2 separate regions of the Homo sapiens genome follow, and region 1 is linked to region 2. A link is a loop called in an ENCODE intact Hi-C map of the cell type or tissue named here. Cell type or tissue: dorsolateral prefrontal cortex. All regions are shown on one strand.

The links. Peaks named below come from ENCODE experiments on the same cell type or tissue, not always from the same donor. Only the 100,000 strongest peaks of a DNase experiment are listed, where the experiment ranks them.
Region 1: a loop joins it to region 2, with 6 times the contacts of the local background. A loop is called at or near these places in 28 of 110 quality-filtered maps.

Annotation. Positions count from the first base shown.
Region 1 is chr3:159,581,819-159,589,818 of GRCh38, forward strand. The region is part of intron 4 of IQCJ-SCHIP1 (IQCJ-SCHIP1 readthrough); the gene reads left to right. The region is part of intron 1 of SCHIP1 (schwannomin interacting protein 1); the gene reads left to right. Among named protein-coding and RNA genes, the nearest start is that of IQCJ-SCHIP1-AS1, 180 kb to the right of the region's middle. In dorsolateral prefrontal cortex, a CTCF peak has its summit at 4,968 (motif pointing left); a DNase peak (open chromatin) is centred at 4,936.
Region 2 is chr3:159,256,786-159,264,785 of GRCh38, forward strand. It overlaps IQCJ-SCHIP1 (IQCJ-SCHIP1 readthrough), which reads left to right. Exons shown (of 10, transcript NM_001414413.1): 4 at 5,763-5,898. IQCJ (IQ motif containing J) reads left to right here. Exons shown (of 4, transcript NM_001042706.3): 4 at 5,763-6,962. The coding sequence ends at 5,946. Among named protein-coding and RNA genes, the nearest start is that of SCHIP1, 12 kb to the right of the region's middle. In dorsolateral prefrontal cortex, CTCF peaks have their summits at 3,464 (motif pointing left), 3,665, 7,135 (motif pointing right) and 7,339; DNase peaks (open chromatin) are centred at 3,470 and 7,161; H3K27ac peaks cover 303 bases.

The DNA.
Region 1 (8,000 bases), 330 kb after region 2:
ATCTCCAATTATCTCAAAATGAAAGTTTTAATGAAAAAATTATTCTATAAACAGTATAATCACATAGGTCTCATTTTTTCTTTTTATGAAGCTGTGTCTATATAGAAAATATTGCTGAAGAGTTGAGGGGTCTTTTCCCTATACGAAATCTTCACAATTGGAGAAATAATTTTAGTATATAATTAAAACTGAATCATGAGTTATATTTACATAATACTTAGCCTTCTATTTTAAAATACTTTGAGTGTTATTTGTGAAGTCAAAATCCAGATACAAAGCCAAAATTCAGTCTATGATCTAGATAGGTTTTTTTTATGTTGTTGGTTTTTTGTTTGTTGTTGGGTTTTTTTGTTTTTGTTTTGTCTTGTTTTTGAGACAGGGTCTCACTGTTCCCCAGGCTGAAGTGCAGTGGTATGATCATAGCTCACTACAGCCTCAGTCTTCCCGGCTCAAGAAATCTCCCACCTCCTGAGTAGCTGGGACTACAGGCTTGGGCCACCATGTCTGGCTTATTTTTTTTTTATTTTTAATAGAAATGATGTCTTACTATGTTGCCAGGGCTGGTCTTGAATTCCTGGACTCAAGTGATCCTCCTGCCTCGGCCTCCCAAAGTGTTAGGATGGGATGAGCCACCACACCCAGCCATCTGAAGGCTCGGATGATTGTTAGCATTTTTTAGCAATAAAGTATTTTTTTTAATAATTTTACTTTTGCCAGGCAGCCTGAGTATGTTTCTAAGCAATAAGTATTTTGAAATTAAAGTACGTACATTAGGTTTTTTAAGATATAATGCTATTGCACACTTAATAGACTGCAGTATAAACATAACTTTTATATGCACTGGGAAACTAAAAAATATATATAATTAGCTTAATTGTGATATTTCTTTTATTGCAGTGGTCTGGAACCAAACTCAATATCTCTGAGGTATGCCTGTAAATATAAGACACGCAACTGAAATATATATATACACACACACACACACACACACACACACACACATTCAAAAATATCCGTTATTCTTAACTCATGGAAATTAATTCAGGACACCCCACTAAATGCAAATTAGTGTTAATTAATATAGTTGGTAATTGTTCTTTTCTGATACAAGGGCCTATATTCAATTTTAATCAATAAGCACAAAAATTGGTTAACTCAATTTTACTCTTAATACAGTATTTTGTTGATCTGTAAATAGTTCATTTATTTAAAAGCTTTTGTATCCTCCAGCAACATTTCTGAAAAAATGATGTAAATTTCAACCTCAAGTATAGATAATACTAATATCAAACACTTGTACCACATGTTAGGATTTAAAATTAAATTTACACAACCTATCACATTTGACCTTCTAACAACTGCTTAACTGCAATCATTTCACGGATTTTCTAGGGTATGTAAGTGACTTTTCTAAGGCAACACAACCATGAAACCCAACAAAGACTAACTCACATGTCATAGCATTAAGTTTAGCAACTTTTCCCTATCACCAATCTGACTTCCTGTCAGTGAATATTTGAGACCCACAAAGCAGTCCAATTTATTAAATATTGCTTTAACTAGAAAATTATACTCCTATGATTATACTGTTACAAAAGACAATCCTATTTTAAAAGAAACGCTCCACTATTTATTTTGACAAGGAGAATATCCGCTAAACATTATAGACATTTATTTGAGATGTGGGTTTAACTGAAATGGATAGTGTATAGTCACTTTGACTTCAGCTGGAAAAGGTGCACTGTCTCCAAACCCAGAGCATAAGAAAACACAGAAAACTGAAAAGAAACATGTGTCTGAAAATGACATGGTAATTGCTTCAAAATATGAGCCACTGCTTCATAATTTAAGTCCCTCTAAGGCCTGATATGCCTTAGTCATCTTTGGAAATCAGTATCTTTGAGTCAATGAATCTTTTGGCTGCTTAACCTTCTCCATGGTAGGAACAGTAAGTATCATAAGGCAATGATTACGTTAGTTTTGTGCATGTTTTTATTCACTGCCCAGTTGTCCTCTCTTGCTCCTTGGAGCATTTCTGTGTCCTCATCATTTGCATTCTTAACATGCCAATCGGCTCTTTATTCTCTCGCTGAGTACTTATTCTCTGAGGTATCCCAGAAATGCACAATTGCTCTTGTCCAGCCTATAGATCAAACTCCAATCTAATTTGCAAAACCAAGTAAATACAAAGTAGGTTGCACATAATTCAGACCTCATCTTGCACTGATTAAGCTATCTGATTCTAGCTTTCACATTTCCCTCTTTTCACTTAATATTCTCCCCACTATCTCTTCACGACAGGTACTTGCCAGGTCATTTTGGTTCTTTGAGTGCTGCTTCAGCTTCTCTTTAAAAACAGTCAAAAAACCCTTTTGTTATTTAGAAGTCTAGGGGATTTGTTGGCTCCTTCTTAATTTATGGGTACCATCCTGATGAGGATACACTGCGGAACTCCGGGTCTTTAATCTTCCCGTCTTGAGACATGGACAGAGTCACATGCTATTTTAAAAGGTAATATGTCAAGCCAATTATGTGCCCTGTGGAAAGGTTTCTAGTGCTATTTAACGTTATCTTTCAAGAAGCTCAAATTTGTGTTTGTAACAAAGTACTCCACAAATTCTTATTCAATGAAAGTAAAACACACATACAGCAGAGCTAAACAGCCATCATTGTGGTTAAGAAGTTTAATCAGGAACATTATCAGGAATTTTTCTAGCCGGAGTTACAGGTCAAATACCATGCTTTTTACTAGAGGATTCCTAAACTGAAGTCCAGGACAGACTTTAGGGGCCCAGCAATACCATCAAAACATACGTATCATTGTGTAACTATGTATTAGATGAGAGGTTCTCAGTGTGTGGTCCCCTAACCAGCAACATCAATATCACCTGGGAATTTGTTAGAAATGTTAGAAACTCTGGGATGGGACTACCACAGCCTGTGTTTCAGTAAGCCCTGATGCATGCTGAAGTATGGGAATCACTGCTCCAAAGAAACGATGGGTGGCTTTCCTAGGTAGTTTGCTCTCATCCCCTACCACTCCCTGTCTCACTCAGCCCTAACCACACTGACCTCCTTGTAACACCCCAGGCATTCCCTGACTTGGGACCTTTGCACTAACACCTCCCAGACTTCAAACACTTCCCTCAGATATGTGTGCAGCCAATTCCCTTACCTTCTTTATATCCTTGCTCAAATGTTACCTTCTCAATGAGTTCTACCCCGGCCACCCTATTTTAAATTACACCCTGCCCCACCGCATCTACCAGCACTTCTGACCCTCTCTTTCCTGCTTTTTGTTTTTCTAAAACATGTCACCTCCTGTATACTAGATAATTGACTTCTGTATTATGGTTTTTGCTTGTCTAACTCCCTGCCTCTCAGAATATTAACTCCACAAGGGCAACAATCTTTGCTTTGTTCTGAGTGCCTGGAATAACATTTAACACAGAGTAGGTACTCACTAAGTAATTATTAAATCAGTGAATGAATACTCAAAGGAATCCATGACCTTAAAAGGGATAAAAACACTATTCCAGAGACAACTTGGTAATTTTCTTTCACAGGAGATTCGTTTCTTAGAGCCAATTCTCCTACCATTATTTTCCTGTTGTTCCATTTTCATGTTGTTCCATGTGCTACTTGGAAGGATGGAGATAAAAGGTAGAGAAAATGTTCAAGAATGATGTTGGGCAGAAGTTAGAACTGTTTGTGTAAACTCCCTGTTTAATTGTATTTTTGCCTTTCAGGTTGTGATTTCTGAGTTTTTCAAATAAATACATATTAACTAATTTAATTCTCCTAAGAAACTTATTACATAGCACACTTATCCATCTTTTATAAATGAGGAATGGGGGCACAGAAAGATTAATATTTGCCCAGGTTCACACAGAAAGTATATGAAAGAGATAGAACTTGAATTAGCAATCTGACCCTATAGTATAACTCTTAACAGCTATACTATATCTAATAAAACCATTTCAAAATTAATAAGTCTTACCTATGTTTTAGCATTTAGAATGTTTTATCATAATTTTAATAGTTATATCTTCCCTGCTAGGCTGGAAAAAAATTTTTAAAGGGGAATCCTTTCTTGTTCATCATCCCTACCTACCTAGTGCCTAGCATAATATTATTGGATGGATGGATGAATGGATGGATGGATGGATGGAGAAGAATGTAAGTTTCAGGCTGGCTGTTACATTCAGCTCTAAGATAACTAAACAGTCCCTTGAAACTCCAGAAATAAATTAATAAGCTTTGGTTTTTCCTCAACTTAAATCTGCTAGATAAGCCTGAGGATTTGCAATTGGAAAAAAAAAAATGTGTAAGGGATCAGATAAGGGAAACTGAATGATAAGGACATTCGTCCCTAGGTGGTTTTGGCCACAGGGATGTCTATTTCTCCAGCTGTCCTGCTGCCTTCCCCAAAAGATAAAGAGCAGCACCAGCAGGGGAGCAAAGGTTGCTGGGCTATGTCCCCTTCCTCTAGGTTTGAAGCTGGAAGGATGAACCAGCTTTGCCTCAGTGACTGGACCCTTATTTTCATATGCAGTCAGGACCCAACAATAAAAGCAAATTTTTAAAAACGCTATGCTTAGAATTGAAAGAATGCAGAAAGAATGCAAATTGCCTTTACAGCTGCCTGACCATCCTAGTGAATCCTTTAACCCTATTCTTTCCTCCTGCTTCTGTCTCATTGTATTAAATGCTGTATCCAGAAAACATTTTCTTAATATTTAAACGTAGCATCTTACAAATGGATGGCATCACAGCAGATCCCTGAGGATGCTATAAGGCTCAGCCTCCGTGTCACCCAGGATGATTTTAACTTGCTTATCTCATTTCCTGCCTCTGCCCCTGGGTTGGCTAGAAAAAGGAAAGATCCAATTTCCATGCTAGGCCTGAGGATGGTCCAGGGCTTTTCTCTGCAGACCCCATGGCTGCTGCCCTCTGCTGGAATGATGAGGCCTGAAGTCCTTCCATCACAGATTCCAAGTGTTCCTTTTAAAATACTTTAGCAGCTCTTGTCAAAATAAACAAAGCGGCCCAACTAAAGGTTCCATGGCAATTAGGAAATTTACTTGGCAGCAGGTAACTTTAGAAAGGTAGTTATTTATCCTCATTAGGGCTATCATATACGTGTCAGCAGAGAGAGGAAGCTTCTCTCCACACCTGGGAAATCTAAAACTGCACGTGCTGTTTGTTTCTAAGTCTCTGGCTGCTGAATGCCAGTCCAAGGGCAGATGCCACTCAGACTCCATCAGAACCACCTGGGAAGCTTTTCCAAAATACTGACTCCTGGGTCTAGTGATAGACAGTCTGATTCATTAACTAAGAGATAAAACCTGGAAAGCAGTTCGTAATTTTTAAGAGCTCCTCATGTGATTCTGATGCACAATCAAGTTTAAGAGTTACTAGCAAGACTTTTGAATTATGTATCATCTTGAAATACAATTTTCTTTTAAACGAAAGTATCTTTATTATTTATTATGAAATGTTTTATTCTCATGTTAACACTTCAAAAATGTAGAACAAGATGAATAAAAAACTAAACAATTGCTTTAAAAAAAAAAAAGACTTATTACCCAGAGGCAATCACTGCTAACATTTTGGAGAAATTTTTCCAGACATTTGACGTGAATACATAACTTTTTTATTTTTATTATACTTTAAGTTCTAGGGTACACGTGCACAACGTGCAGGTTTGTTACATATGTATACATGTGCCATGTTGGTGTGCTGCACCCCTTAACTCATAATTTACATTAGGTATATCTCCTAATGCTATCCCTCCCCCCTTTCCCCACCCCACAACAGGACCCAGTGTGTAATGTTCCCCTTCCGGTGTCCAAGTGTTCTCATTGTTCAATTCCCACCTGTGAGTGAGAACATGTGGTGTTTGGTTTTTTGTCCCTGTGTTAGTTGCTGAGAATGATGGTTTCCAGCTTCATCCATGTCCCTACAAAGGACATGAACTCATCCTTTTTTATGGCTGCATAGTATTCCATGGTGTATATGTGCCACATTTTCTTAACCCAGTCTATCATTGATGGACATTTGGGTTGGTTCCAAGTCTTTGCTATTGTGAATAGTTCCACAATAAACATACGTGTGCATGTGTCTTTATAGCAGCATGATTTATAATCCTTTGGGTATATACCCAGTAATTGGATGGCTGGGTCAAATGGTATTTCTAGTTCTAGATCCCTGAGAAATCACCACACTGTCTTCCACAATGGTTGAACCAGTTTACAGTACCACCAACAGTGTAGAAGTGTTCCTATTTCTCCACATCCTCTCCAGCACCTGTTGTTTCCTTACTTTTTAATGATCACCATTCTAACTGGTGTAAGATGGTATCTCATTGTGATTTTGATTTGCATTTCTCTGATGGCCAGTGATGATGAGCATTTTTTCATGTGTCTGTTGGCTGCATAAATGTCTTCTTCTGAGAAGTGTATGTTCATATCCTTTGCCCACTTTTGAATGAGGTTGTTTTTTTTCTTGTAAATTTATTTGAGTTCTTTGTAGATTCTGGTATTAGCCCTTTGTCAAATGAGTAGATTGCAAAAATTTTCTCCCATTCTGTAGGTTGCCAGTTCACTCTGATGGTAGTTTCTTTTGCTGTGCAGAAGCTCTTTAGTTTAATTAGATCCCATTTGTCAATTTTGGCTTTGTTGCCATTGCTTTTGCTGTTTTAGACATGAAGTCCTTGCCCATGCCTATGTCCTGAATGGTATTGACTAGGTTTTCTTCTAGGGTTTTTATGGTTTTAGGTCTGACATTTAAGTCTTTAATCCATCTTGAATTAATTTTTGTATAAGGTGTAAGGAAGAGATCCAGTTTCAGCTTTCTACATATGGCTAGCCAGTTTTCCCAGCACCATTTGTTGAATAGGGAATCCTTTCCCCATTTCTTGTTTTTGTCAGGTTTGTCAAAGATCATATAGTTGTAGATGTGTGGCATTATTTCTGAGGGCTCTGTTCTGTTCCATTGGTCTATATCTGTTTTGGTACCAGTACCATGCTGTTTTGGTTACTGTAGCCTTGTAGTAGAGTTTGAAGTCAGGTAGCGTGATGCCTCCAGCTTTGTTCTTTTGGCTTAGGATTGTCTTGGCAATGTGGGCTCTTTTTTGGTTGCATATGAAATTTAAAGTAGTTTTTTTCCAATTCTGTGAAGGAAGTCATTGGTAGCTTGGTGGGGATGGTACTGAATCTATAAATTACCTTGGGCAGTATGGCCATTTTTCACAACATTGATTCTTCCTACCCATGAGCATGGAATGTTCTTCCATTCATTTGTGTCCTGTTTTATTTCGCTGAGCAGTGGTTTGTGGTTTTCCTTGAAGAGGTCCTTCACATCCCTTGTAAGTTGGATTCCTAGGTATTTTATTCTCTTTGAAGCAATTGTGGATGCGAGTTCACTCATGATTTGGCTGTTTGTCTGTTATTGGTGGATAAGAACGCTTGTGATTTTTGCACATTGATTTTGTATCCTGAGACTTTGCTGAAGTTGCTTATCAGCTTAAGGAGATTTTGGGCTGAGACGATGGGGTTTTCTAGATATACAGTCATGTCATTTGCAAACAGGGACAATTTGACTTCCTCTTTTCCTAACTGAATACCCTTTATTTCTTTCTCCTGCCTGATTGCCCTGGCCAGAACTTCCAACACTATGTTGAATAGGGGTGGTGAGAGAGGACATCCCTGTCTTGTGCCAGTTTTCAAAGGGAATGCTTCCAGTTTTTGCCCATTCAGTATGATATTGGCTGTGGTATAATTTTAAATAGATGTCTATTTCCTTAGCTAAACTTTACACATGTGTACTAAGCGTTCTGTTAACCAAGAGTATGGATTCTGAGGACAGGCTTTGGCAGAAATTTCATGACAAAATTAGAAATTGTATAAAAGCCTCCATAGGACCTGATACAAAAGGGACTATACTGTGAAGAAATGTTTATGTTTACTGAGCAATATTCTGTCTCATTAGATGTCAGA
Region 2 (8,000 bases):
CTTAGATGATTTGCACAGGTGACTTCAAAGTATTTGAAAATGTTTGATATGTCCTTTCCTTAAGTAATTATAATAGTTTATCTAGGAGCTCTATTTGTCAAGTTTGGGCTAAGTAATTTACATACATTATCCTTGACTTCTTGCAGGGGTTACAAAGAAGTTATTCTTACTCCTATTTTATGGATAAGAAAGAGGGAGGCCAGTGTGTTTAGTATTTTGTCTAAAGCTACAGCTCATGAGAGGTAAACTAGGCAAGAACCTCTATGACTCTAAGCATACTTTATCATGAGATAAAACTTTTTCTTCTTTGAGCTATTTCTGGGATGCAATGTTAGAAGAATTACATTTGTTAATCACCTACTTGTCATATATCCCAGAACTGTGGAGTGGTCACTGCCCTCAAGGATTTTACATTCTAGTGGGGGAAGAGGACTTGTTTGAAAAGAAGCATTTGGATTAGCCTAATCTGATACTCTTCTTTTTGGATGTTTAATAGTATTGCAGGACCACTATTTTCTTTCTTAGACTCAGTAACCCTGGGTGCATTATTTCTGAAGCACCTTCTCAGTCCTCATAAAGAAAAGAGTGTTATAGATCCAGGACCCAAATTGCCCAAATTCTCATGTGTGAGAACATTGACATTCTTGACAGTCTGCAAAGTTATGGGTATTTGAGAAGAGACCTATGGAAAGAGCCAAGAGAGCATAGGCCCTGGTGCGTAGGAAGCATCATCCATCAGTGTGGCAGTGAAGTCGAGAGCTACAAACCGGGCGGATACTGGAGTGGAGGGGAAGCAGGCTGGAAAGAGAGGGCAGTTTCTGTGGGAAACCTGCCTGTTGCATGCAGTGGCCCCGTATTGACATTTGAACAAGTTTGTATCAGGATACAGGGTTGGGATAGATAACAAATGATGCAAATATGATATATCTGTTAGGATAGCTTTTAGCTAGCTGCATATAGAAAAATCAACTAACAGACTGAAATAAGTAGGGGTTCTACTTCTCCACTCACAGTCAGTATATGACAAGCCAAACCCACTGTCTCCATCCTGTTTCTCTATTTCTGCCTTTTGCTGAACCGTAAGGAGGGAACAAACGTAATGGGGAGGCAGGGATCTGCTCTGAGTTTTGGGAATGATGATCAGTTCCCATCTTGTTTCCTGAGACCGGCCAGGACTGTTTGGTTGTAAGTATCAGAAACTCAGCTCAAACTAATTTATAGATGTAAAAAAGATCATATTGAATCACATAACAGAAATACCCATGGTCTAACGTGCTTTAAGCACACTGAAACCCGGGCGATTGGGCAAGGTTATCAGGCATCTGTCTTTCTTCTTCTATAAACTCTGCTCTTTCCATGATTCATTCTCATGTGGGTTCTCACAACATTGCAACAAAGTGGCCACTGCCAGCTCTAGGCTTGCAGGTAGTTTCAGCTCTACTTGCTGAAACTTTAGATGAAAAAGAGGGCCTTTTTCTCATAGTCTCAGTACAATCCCCAGAGCAGCCTTTAATAGACCTGGCTTGAACCATGTGTGCATCTCCAAACTGAACCAACCACGGCCCTCTGGCTAGTCAGCCCGGGGGAATGGACCACCCTCTACAGTGATAGGGTAGGATCTGTTTCATCCAAAGCTCGTGGGTAAAGAGTTGGTGGATCCGCAAAACCAATGAAAAGGAGAAATTAATATTGGGCACGCAAAATCTACCCATGTGATAATCATGGTGCCTCCCTCACAGTTCACTTGTGGTAAGGATTGAATGAGAGAATCAACACAAAAAAGAGCTCTATGTATGTCAGCTATTGTTTCCAAGATACTCAGATTCAATGTATCCTCTCTGATGGTGTCCTCTTTTGTCCATCCCTAAATTCAGCCTACTTGAGTTATAATGTATTTTGAATTTTTTATAATTGTTTGGTAACATATAAAAAATAGTACTTTCTCATAAAAAATCAAGATTTCTGGCTGTTCTTGAAAAGTTGAAACCAATTATCAACTGCACCAAAGCAGGGTTGCCCACACTGCCCAGTCTGTGCCCCACTGCACAGTCTGCCCCCAGCCTGACCCCAGGTGGCTTCTGAGAGCCTCTTGCCATCTTTGTAGCCTCAGACTTACTGCTCTTCTCTGGGATCCTCCTGCTTCCTGCCTGGTGTCTTCACTTCTGTGCCTTTGCCCAAAGATCTTCTTCCTCTCCATCAATCTCAATCCCATCCATGCTTCAGGACTAATTAAAATACTAGGACTCCCTCAAGCCTTCTCTAAGCACCCTAGCTCTCTGGGAACCCTCTCCTCTCCTCTTCTAGATAAACATATGCATTGGCAACCCGGACTGCACTGGCTGTGAGTCCCCCAAGTGGCTGTGAGTGCATGACAGAGCCAACCGCACTGCAAAACACACAGGGATATACAGAAAAAGGGCAGAGGCAGGCAGATTGTGCCACCCCTGCTATAAGAGAAGATACACAGGAACTGACCTAGCAAAAAGAAAAATTGTTGAAAATGTATTTGTCATCTGTTTAGAAGTAAACCCTTACACTTTATTTATAATTCAAAATATAGGAGCACACAACATGTGCTTTCTTACTTCAACAAGCCTTTAAATAATTATAATGAATAGCATTGTCTAGTTTCAAAAAAAAAATGTCAAGGTAGTGGGTAATTTACTCTGTAGCCACAAAGGAGACTTGTGAACAAGAATTATGGTAAATCTAGGAGAAGAAGGCTGAAAGTGATTCCTTATGATTGAGAGATGAGGTGCTTCTAAATTTTACTTTAGTTCCCTCTTACAGTAAAATAACATCTGGAGATGGTATTAAGACAGCTTAATACTGGAACAATTTAATCTTTGAAGGTCATGTTGTAGGAATCGCCAAGGGGAGTAAATAACATGTAAACACTTTTCTATGATACAGAGAATAACATAGCATAGTTCCATCATTAAAAAACAATGTAGCAATTTTGGGTAATAGCCTGGTGTGACATGATGGCCCTGTCATTTTTTGACCCCAAATGCTAATTTAAAGACTTGTCCAGCTTATCATCTAGTCCTCAAAACTGTAATTATGAAGGACAAGTAGTAATGAGAAATATATATATCATAGTATGTTTTAAAAATAATAAGATCGTGTAATAAATTGTTTTCACATATGTGGATGACTATAAAATAAATATTACAAAAAAACAGCTCCTGTATTAAGAAAGTCAGTGGGTGCACAGATGTTTTAAATACATATTTTAAAAGTACTTAATATTGTCACCTTATAAATTAGAAAAGAAAAGGATATCCATTAACTAGGAAGAAAATAATGTTGTCTTCTTAATATCTGACTTAAGGAGAACTGGTATGCCAATTTCCAAATTCCATAAAACCAGGAGGGAGAAGAGGATGTTTAAGTGCAAATTCCTTTGCAAACCTCTCATCTCAGTTTTGCCCAATGTTATTTGGTTCTTTAGAGGTGTCACACCGCCCTCTGGTGTTCAACAAGCTAAAATGTAGTATCTCAAATGGCCACTATATTTTGTTTTTGTATGTTCTGAATAATGAAGACGATTTAAAGGGAAAAAAGGACAGTGTAGAATACCTCAAAGTCCTATAAAGTTGTGGGTGTTCTATTGGTTGTCAACATTTTCTAATTTTTAGACAGCCTTTAAAATGTTACACATTCTGAGCTCTTGACGGGCAGGTTTAGAGACTTTAGGAACCTTCAAGCAGCAGAATTTGTTAGCTGGGCTCTGGGATACCCCAAGCAACTCAGAGGATGTGAACATCACCGACAGCTTCCTTAAGTTCACTCCTCTCTGATATAACGGGTCTTGAAGAAGCAAGAAGACCACCAAACTCAGGCAGGCAATCTTATGGGACTCCCTTTCCCATTCTGCTTAAAATCTTTAAGCCAAAGAAAAACAGAAATAAAAATGCACTTTGAGCAAGATTTCGTAATAAAACAGTGACCAAATATAATTCAAATTTGGGCCAGATTCTGCTTTAGTGAGGCTTGAAGTATGTATAATCTGAAGAGTCCTTTAAAAAAAAAACTCTAAAAGTATCTTATTTTTACAATTCTATACAAATCATGAAGAGCCCCTCATCAGGATCTTGGAAGAGGCTCCTGGCCTTTAAGTAAGAACCCCTAAAGCTTAAGTTTCCTAGCTTCAGGGAATTGGCTACTGACCCAAAAGTATTGTTTTCACTACAGTTGATGGACTTTTCCTTGAGCATTGTAATTCCCAGACCTTTAATAAATTAGGGAAAACATACAGATTCAATAATGTGGTCACATTTTTTTTGTTATTTATATGCTGTGACCATTGAGAATTGATGATCTTTGAACTATTCCAGCCAAATGAGAATAAATAAGTTTGTTGATTCAGAAACAACTTTAATGACATAGGTTGTGTGTGAAAGAATTACAGAGATCAGATGCTTCCAGGAGTTTAGAAGAGATAGTGATAGAATTAATACAGCTATCTTAAACTATTTTAAAAGGCTGAATCCTAACAACTAGTCCGCATGAACTGTTAACTCCCAGAAGAGGTTAGACTGTGTTCAGTGACCCCCCCTATGAAAATCGAGATGTTAATCTCAAAGATCACAAGCCAGTCTGATATGATTTGGCTCTGTGTCCCTACCCAAATCTCACCTTGAATTGTAATGATCCCCACATGTCAAGGGTGTGACCAGATGTAGACAATTGAATCATGGGGCAATTTCCCCCATGCCGTTCTGTTGATAGTGAGTTCTCAGGAGGTCTGGTGCTTTTACATGGGGCTTCCCCCTTTACTCAGAAGAGGTGCCTTCTGCCATGATTGTAAGTTTCCTGAGACCTCCCCAGCCATGCAGAACTGTGAGTCAATTAAACCTCTTTTCTTAATAAATTACCCAGTCTCGGGTATTTCTTCATAGCAGCATGAAAACGGACTAATACACAGTCCATGGGGGAATCACTTAGCTTATATTAAGAAGAGGTTTCCGTTATCCTGAGCAGAAGATAATTTATTTTTTCTGATACTAATCACAGAAAATAACTTCCTTAGGCGAAACCTGAAATAGCTGCCTAATGACATTACATTAATTCTCTGAGTAGTACGTAACACTTGAATAATCTTTGTCCATTTCTTTATTTATAATCTTTGTCCATTTCCTATTCCCTTCCACAGTATATAAAACCCATGATGTGGTGCTCTCGCCTGCCTTGTGCCCCACAGCAGGGCCACTGCATTTGGCCATGCAGACTGTGCTGCACATCACTGACACCTTCACCTTGCAGTCATGCAAAGGACTGCTCTGGAGCTGTGCACGGCAGAGTCCCTGTTCAGAGTCTACAGCTGACCCTGGCACAGAATGGCCCCTCAAAAATCACACATTGAGTGCATGCAGTAGTAGTCAGCCTATTTATTATTCTCATCTAAAATATAAGATGAAAAATTGAAAGAATTTGTTGTCTCATAAATCAAAGTACATTTACCTGTGCAAACTAGTTTGTTTTGACTGATGAATTTTATTATTAAGTTGACTCTTTTAGGCCGGTTGAGTGCAGTCAAGTCTGTGAAAGTCAAACCAGTAAGGTAGGGAGACAGTCTCCATGGCTGGATTGAAGTTAAAGTTCAGGTCTCCTGATTCACTACATCACATTCTGTATGTTCTACTTCCCTTGGCACCAAAGCCAATTCCTTCAGACTCCTTGTGAGTTTCTGAGTCTGTGGACCATGATCCAACAGTAATCATGTGTGTGCTGTTTTTTGTTTTGTTTTGTTTTTTCAGCATTCAGCGAGCATGGCGAGAGTACCTGCAGCGGCAGGAGCCCCTGGGGAAGAGGAGCCCGTCCCCACCCTCTGTCTCCTCAGAGAAGCTGAGCAGCTCTGTCAGCATGAACACCTTCTCCGACAGCAGCACACCCGTGAGTGTCATGTTTCTTTTTCTATGTCCTGACTTGACATTCAACTGAAAGCCTAGACTTTGGTTCTAAGAGAGAAATCTTGGGATGTGAGCAGGTGGTTTGTGACAGTGAAGATCTATGTAGCTTATTTGCTACCCAGGAACCCATGGTGAGAGTTTTGTCACCTCAAAATAAAGACACAATTCATAAGCACAAAGTGAACTTTATCAAGTCTGGAGAAAATAGATTGCATTTATGTGTTCTCATTTCTCTATTATGGAGGTATCTTTTTTGCTTTTCTTTATAATAGCATATTTCTTTTAGTATGTGCTGTGTGTTTCTTTTATTGTGTGGTGCTAATATGATAGAAGATAAGATTGGTTATAAGGAGTAGAAAGAGAACTTTTACCAGAAGAATTGAAAGTGGTCACACACTCAGGGGTTGCAACTTAAATGTCTCCAGGGGCCAGGTAAGTCACCCTCATGACTGAGGTGGCTGAGCTGTGCCCCTGGCTACACGGAGAACATAGACCTCACCTGAAGGGCAGCGCACTTGGCTCCTGACAATGTGACACCATGTGGCGATACAGGCAGGCATGGCCAAATGTGATTTTCTTTCTTCAGGACATGTCAGAAATCTGCATTTTTAAGTGTTAGCAGCCAGTAAGAAAATTTAAAAGGTAAAGTAAGCATGCCTACAGACCACAATTGACCTACAGGCCACCAGTTTAAGAAATCTGAGATAGAGAGTTAAGGAATAAGGGAATCTGCTGGAAGTCTTTATTTTTAAAAAACACCAAAAGTGGGAAGAAATCAGTGATGAGGGATTTATGAACCAGGATTTTGTGGATTTAAGCATTGTGATAATTTGTAACCAGTCACTGAAATGCTGAAAAGTTAGAGAAATGAAGTAATTACACAAGTATATTACTTCCAAAAATTTTTCTTTTACTTTTGGTTATCATGTTTATTCTGTGGTAAAAAGGTTTCCCAACACTCAACGCAATGTATTCTTTTTGGGATCAGGTAAAAGTTACTGTATTTGAAATGTTTTCAGATGGTTGCATTGCATATTCTTCAATAAATGGTTTTGCCTAGATATGGATTTAAAGAGAGAGAATAAGTTGAGTTTATAGCAGTGCAAATAAAAGTGGCAGAAGATCCATTTTTAATTGACAGCAGAAATTGAACATTTAGTGAATCTTCACTTTTTAAAACAATTATTTAGGGGAATGGCTTATCCTAACTGACCTCACTATCACTAGAGGGCACTCGTGAACTACACTGGAAAATGCCAGGGCTTCTCGTTTGTGTCTAACTCATGATTTGTGAGGTAAAAACTAAAGTGAGAATTGAATGTTTAAGATGTCTTTGCTGTAAATGCCAATAGAAAGTGCAAATTAGATGACTTTTGGATTTTATTTGAATGATGGAAACTCAATATTAGAAATCACTTTGTGAGTTAAATGTTTGGATTTACTTTTTTTGTACCTTCTCACAGCCCCAATTCACGACAATTCTCAATTGCTGCTGAATCCAGTGATATCTAAAAGTTTTAGTGTTGCTTTAGGGTGCTTAACCTTTCGGTTTTATTGGACTCCTATGAGAATATATGTTTGTTTTATATTTGTACGGCTGTACTGCTTCGATTCTAGCATAAGTGTTTTGTGCATAAATGCATGTTCTTCCCTGTTCATGAGTCATCAACTTCATTTATATCTCTGCACAGCTTCACTAACAGTTCTACTTTATTTAATTTAGCTTAGCCTCCTGATTCCTTGTTGGTTTTTAGTAGAAGATATTTCCTCCCTCAAATGTTCCCAGAAATTTGTTCTCCCATAAGGTATATCAGACTGAATTGGGGGTGCATCCTGTAGCCCCACCATATCATCATCCTTTAGCTCTGTGCTCATGTGCTGAGGATGACTGTATTCAGTGAATGGCAGTCTGGCTCACCCATGATTGCCTATAAAAAGTGAGAATCAATGCCTGTAATCCCAGCACTTTGGGAGGCTGAGGTGGGCAGATCGCTTGAGGTCAGGAGTTTGAGATCAGCCTAGCTAACATAGCGAAACCCTGTCTCTACCAAAAATACAAAAATTAGCTGGGTGTGGTGGCATGCA